2 separate regions of the Mus musculus genome follow, and region 1 is linked to region 2. The links are chromatin loops, found by intact Hi-C in ENCODE. Cell type or tissue: left cerebral cortex. All regions are shown on one strand. Each heading gives the region's core, and the rest is flanking DNA. Links, peaks and the distances in the headings are about the cores only. Region 1 overlaps Cabcoco1 (ciliary associated calcium binding coiled-coil 1). Region 2 has its middle 43 kb from the start of Cabcoco1.

The links. Hi-C counts contacts between places; a loop is a spot of excess contacts. Peaks named below come from ENCODE experiments on the same cell type or tissue, not always from the same donor. Only the 100,000 strongest peaks of a DNase experiment are listed, where the experiment ranks them.
Region 1: it touches region 2 in a loop (1.9-fold over the local background); 2 of 42 quality-filtered maps call a loop at or near these places.

The regions. Positions count from the first base shown.
Region 1 is chr10:68,463,613-68,466,535 of GRCm38, reverse strand. All of the region lies in intron 5 of Cabcoco1 (ciliary associated calcium binding coiled-coil 1), which reads left to right. Among named protein-coding and RNA genes, the nearest start is that of Gm32872, 64 kb to the left of the region's middle. In left cerebral cortex, for the core only: a CTCF peak has its summit at 1,416 (motif pointing left); a DNase peak (open chromatin) is centred at 1,412.
Region 2 is chr10:68,583,345-68,586,267 of GRCm38, reverse strand. No RefSeq gene overlaps it. Among named protein-coding and RNA genes, the nearest start is that of Cabcoco1, 43 kb to the right of the region's middle. In left cerebral cortex, for the core only: a CTCF peak has its summit at 1,306; a DNase peak (open chromatin) is centred at 1,805.

The sequences.
Region 1 (2,923 bases), core at 277-2,776, 120 kb after region 2:
TGTGTATATCTCCTGTGTAAATGTGAGTGTTTTTTGTATGTGTGTTCATGTGCTTGTGAGTGTGTGTGTGTGTGTGTGTGTGTGTGTGTGTGTGTGTGTGTGTGTGTGTGTTTAGGTCAGAGGACAACTTTCAGGAGTCAATTCCATCCAACGCATGTTCTGGGGTTGAATTCAGGGTTGTGCATGGCAAGGGCTTTTCCCCACTGAGATATTTCTGCAGGCTCGCTTGTATGAAATCTTGACAGCATCAGTTTCTAATAAGGAATGCAGACCCCGAAAGCTGTCCCATTTATACTGCACTTATGTTATTTTGTTTCAACTACAAATTCCTAGACTATCAAAGCTACCAACATTTGACTGTAAGGCAGTTACATCCTACCACAGAGGTTCTCAAAATACCCAAGGCCCCTCCTCCGCTTCCTCTCCATTGTTAGGATTAGTCCACATGACATTTCTTTGAGCAAAATCCATAATGAGATGAATAGTTTTCTTACTGGAAATGTGTATGTTATATAAACAGTTATTGGAACCATATAATCTATATCGATATCCACCAGGCCTGGTCCTTCTCAGATTTAATGAAGCTGTCCATTCAGTGTGGCTGTCTTGAGCTTACAAGGCTCTGTTTGTCTTCAGAATAAGGCCAGGCTCACAAAGACACATGGCAACTGCCAAGATCATAATTACTTTTATATTGATTTAAATCTAGTAAAATATTAACATTTCTTATCTCTTAGAGGATGGTTTGAGAATATACTACCAAAATGTGAGTTATAAAAAGGCTCATTTTTTAAGTCTGTAATTTGGGCCAAATATCTACCACAAACATTGTAGTGTATGTTTCCAGAATCTTTATGTCTTAGAGAGAGCCATTCAACAATTTATATTTTGATTCTGTTCCTATATTTGCTAAGATTGATTTACCTATCTACCACCTAGTTAGCTAAACATGCCATTATAAGTAATATATATCATTTGAAAATAATGTGATCTATGCAAACAACGTATAAACACATCCTAATTATAAGTAATAAGTGCACTTTTGTGATGTCTCCAGGTTTGATTAATTAGCTTGTTCTAACATATACCAGCCATTTTAAAGCATGCTGTAGCTTTGACCTGTTTAGCTTTTGCTTCATTTAAAGCATGCAGCTCACCCATTTTACTGTGTTTTAAGATAAAATGTACAAAGACCACATGCCTCCCAAAGAAAGATTAAATTACTTCCAGTCGTTTTAAACCGATAGACAAAAGCAAACTCACATGAAACCTATCATCCTGAGTTTTGACAACATAGAATTTTCCAGTTCAGGGAATACACACTCTATCTGAGACACTTCATCAAAACAGGGATAAAGGCCGGAAGGGCCTCAGCAGCTGCAGCTTGCAGCAGAGTCGCACTATGGCGCCCTCCTGTGGAGGTTTGCTCAAAGATTCATCTGCCTGCCCTTGGGAAAGATTTTCCCCCCATCAGCAAAAAATCAAGGCATTCAGAATTAAGGAAATTCTATCTGGTTGAGTCATTCCTTCCATTTGTAACTGGGCTTTGAGCTGCTTTTCAAATCCAAAAACCATTTACGGTACCGAGGATTTGCAGATCAACATACACAGAAGGGAGTGAAGCTTCTCATCTTTATGTCTTAATTATTTCATTGAAGTAGCTATCCCCCTTGATTTTAACTTAATTAAGAGCTAAAGGGGGCAACCAGAAAACTCAGGCCCTGAAGCAGGAAGATAAATTCTTCAGTAAAGACATATTTTTTTTAGATTTGTTCAGTTAAAACCGGTTTTGTGTTAGAAGCATAAAGACTATAGATTTGTAATCATAACAAAGAAAGAACAGTGAAGTTTAATTTGATTAGATTGTGTATTTATTTATATTTATTAAATATATGCAAATGGTGACCATTAGATTTTCAAACCATTAAATTTTTAGCTCCACTTGGAAACTTACCTTTTTCACCCAGAATAAATCAATGTCATTTATTAGATGTCTGTCCCAAAATGATGGGTCATTTATATTTTCTCACCAAAACTGATCCTCCTCCTATGCTCGATATTCTGGGTATAGAAATGTGATCTATGTTGTATGAGACATATACACACAAAGACATTCACATGTGCCCCAATATCTCTGCACTTTTGAAACAAATTTCTGAATAGATCTCAGTCTGTGCCGGATCCCCCACCTGATGCACTAAGCCTATCTTTCCTGCTGCATCTTCTCTTGTCCTGCTTCCCTGTGGAACCTTTTCAAAGTTATTAATGCTGAAGACCTCTACTAACTACTCAAAACTCAAGGCTTACCCTCTCCCCCATAGAAGTTAGGAACCACCAGAGCATGGTTGGGTCACCGCCAACCATAAAATTATTTTCATTGATACTTCATAACTGTAATTTTGCTACTGTTATGAATTGTAATGTAAATATCTGATATGCAGACTAACTTAGGCCACCCCCTGGGAATCCCCAAAGGGGTCGCGACCCACAGGTTGAGAGCCACCTTGGATCTCTTTAAGGAGGGGGATTGACTGAAGGGAGCTCAGAGAAAAACAAGAAAGCTATCCGCAGCATTTGACTTTACAATACAATGGATTTTTTTTTTTTTTTGGTCTCTGCATGTAAATCTCTTTAAATCTGTCTCCTGCAAATGGAAATGGGAAAACACGGGATTTTTAAAGCCTAAATGTCTGTAATTACAGACTATTAGGTGACTGCCGCGCTCATAACTTGAGAAGTGAGCTCAGCTCTGTCTGAAGCCTTAGCCATAATCAGGAGATTATAAGTGAGCACATCCACACTACACGTGTAGAACAAAAATCTTCAAAACAAAAATAGCATGAGAAAGTGTGTGGCGGAGTTGGGGACAGTGTCAGCTTCCTTCAGTAAAAAAATACCTTAATTAGTAGGACCAGATTAGATT
Region 2 (2,923 bases), core at 324-2,823:
CAGGACTGAAGAAATTCTCAGCCCTAAATGGAGCATCTGTATCTATACTCTCTCCTCCTATGGCTCAAGGATCATCACAAAAGAGGGGGGTGGATGATTACAAGAAAATAGTGGCCTCCTTGTGGGATGCTTAGCTGTGCACAGACAGCCTGGTCCCCGGTAGAGCACAGGCTTCGAACTCCGGTGACCCGATTAGGTGGCTTCCGCCTACAAGGGACTACAGGTGTTTGGCCATGCCCCTTGGGCCACTGGCTCCTGACACAGCTATAGCCTCCCACAGCCCCATCCCCCCCACCCCCCGCAGAGAGGTGTGTGGCTATCAGTCACATAGGAACAGCACCAAGCCCTCCCACACTGTATATAAGAATCATACCCAGATTAAAGGTGTGCAAAAACTACTCTGTTGTCTGAGAGTTTCTGGCATAAGAGATGTAACACTTGGGAAGAGGTCTGCTCTCCCAAAATGCCACCTGAAGGTCCACTACACTCCTCACTGGCTAGTCAGCCTCTCGTAGGCCCAACCCGACTGGACTCAACTCAGGGCAGCGTGGAGTAGCGGAGGCAGCATGGTGGAGGCAGAGGTGGAAGTAATGAAAACGACTTCCCCTCACTGCTAGGACTCACTTCCCTTTGCCTGAACTCTCACACCTGTAGGGCCAGAGATCTCCATGGAAAGCCTCCAGTAGGCAGGCCCACACCTCCCAACATGAAAAGCCAGCTCCACATGTACATACAAGATCAGTAATGGCTCAAGCTAGATCAAATTCCAATATGCAGAGGAAAGAAGGGCACAAAGCCCCATCCCTAGCTGAAGGGGATCCCTATTTGCAATGGATAGACAGCTTCAAGGAGAGGAAGAGTCTGTTATCTTTAAGAGTGTAGTTCTCAATAAATTAGCCATGGTCAGTGAAAGACCACGCATTTAAAAGTAAATAGAGAACATAAATTGGACAGTATAGCAATTAATTAATTAATTAACTAATTAATTAATTAATTAATTAATACAAATGGGGTGGGCAGAGAGGAGGGTGTGAGTCAAGAAAGAGTTGGTGACCAATATAATCAACCTAAATTGTAAAAAAAAAAATTCTGAAAGAACTAATAAAAATTTTAAAAATCAAATGGAGTTAACATTTGCACTTTCCATAATATAAATGAAAAGTGAATGTTTTTGTTCCATTTCTTACCACATGATTATCCTTCTCATAAAAAAGGTGCTCATTTAAAATCTTTGTGTATGAATGTTTCCCTGCGTGTGTATCTGTGCACCATGTGCATGCAGTACCGAAGGAGGCCGTAAGAGGGTGTTGCATCATCTGGAACTAGAATTACAGACAGCTGTGAGCTGCCAAGTGGGTTCTGGGAACTGAACATGGGTCCTATATAAGAACAGCATGGGCTTTGAACTTTTGAACAACCTTTCCATCCCCTATTCTGTCTTCATTAAGGCAAGGGATCACGATTCCTTTTAATACAACTAGAAACCTCCCCCAGTCAGTACACAATGATCTGACTGTTGAAGCAGAACAAATAGGATGACCATGGTATAAAGGCAGTATAGTCATGCCCTTATCTCTGACTGGCTAACTCACGGTTGTGTAAAAAAGAGGCAGAGACATTATTTTGCAGAACATGCATGAGGCCACAGTCATGGAAGAAGTAAGTAGTCAAAGGACTCTCTCTCTGGGAGCTCTTAATTGGAATTTCTCTGCCACCTTCCTCATCCCTCCCATGATGCAGAGTGGTAGGAGCGAGTCTGGAGCAAATGTTCATGTCTGTGGTCCTACACATGCTATGACCATCTGCCTGCTTTCTATTTATTCTCCAGCCAACCCTGAGTGATTACATCTCTAGGAGCCTGCTGCAAAGGATTTGGAAACCTGTGCTCAAAGATGTTTCCTCTTCTCCTATTACGAATATTGTAATCGTGAAACTCCTCCTGAGGTTGCCATTCAGGATTCCCACATTAGGAAGACAGAACGATTGGCTCTTGAGCAGCAAGCCAATGCCAGAGGCCCCACCCCCACCCCTATCCCAGGATTGTGGAAGCATGGTTTGAAGTGTGGTCCTGGCACAGCTTCTCCCACACTTTACCAATGGGAGGATGTTGATCTCTTAGACTCATGCTTTTTACAGATTCTTGGCTTTGCCTTTAACAAATATACTTTCAGTTGGGGGCAGGAGAAGCAAACTCATTTAAATCATGAAGAAATCCTAATCATTATTTATAATACACACACACACACACACACACACACACACACACATACACACACACACACACACAAACACACACACACACACACACACACACATATAATTTCTCTTTAAACTCTATTTAGGTGATATCCTCAAATCTCCTATGGTACCCCTAGTCTTGACATGATTTCCCTGTGTGAGGCATCTGGTTATATAAACTTTCTTTAGTTGAGTCTCGTGTTTCTGGGACTGTTTACAGAGACAGATAAAAGGAATGGCTGCCTGCACTCTGTTCTCTTATCCATATGGCACAGATATGTGTAGGAATGGAAGTCATGGGTCCCATGGGCAAAGAAGAAAGGAATAGAGAGAAAATGATCCAGGACAGGCAAAGAGAGGGCTGGAACAGGAAAGTGAAAAAATAAAGACATCCCTTGCATCACCCTTGTTCTTAAGGACAATTAAAAACAAGTAAGTGATCTTTCCCACTGCTTAAGTAACAGCCTTCTACTGAGAAGTGGAAGTGGAGAGAGCCTGTGGCTTTTTATAGGCAGCCTTGAAATCCAATCATCAACGTAAGTGTTCATCATACATTTATTATATATAAGATTCTGTGAATAATTCTACTTCCTGCATTTGAATTTCTTAAGCTCTATCTAAACTATAGTTTGGTTTGTTTGTTTGGTTTGTTTGTTTTTTTTTAATCAGTTTACAGCCCTGGTCT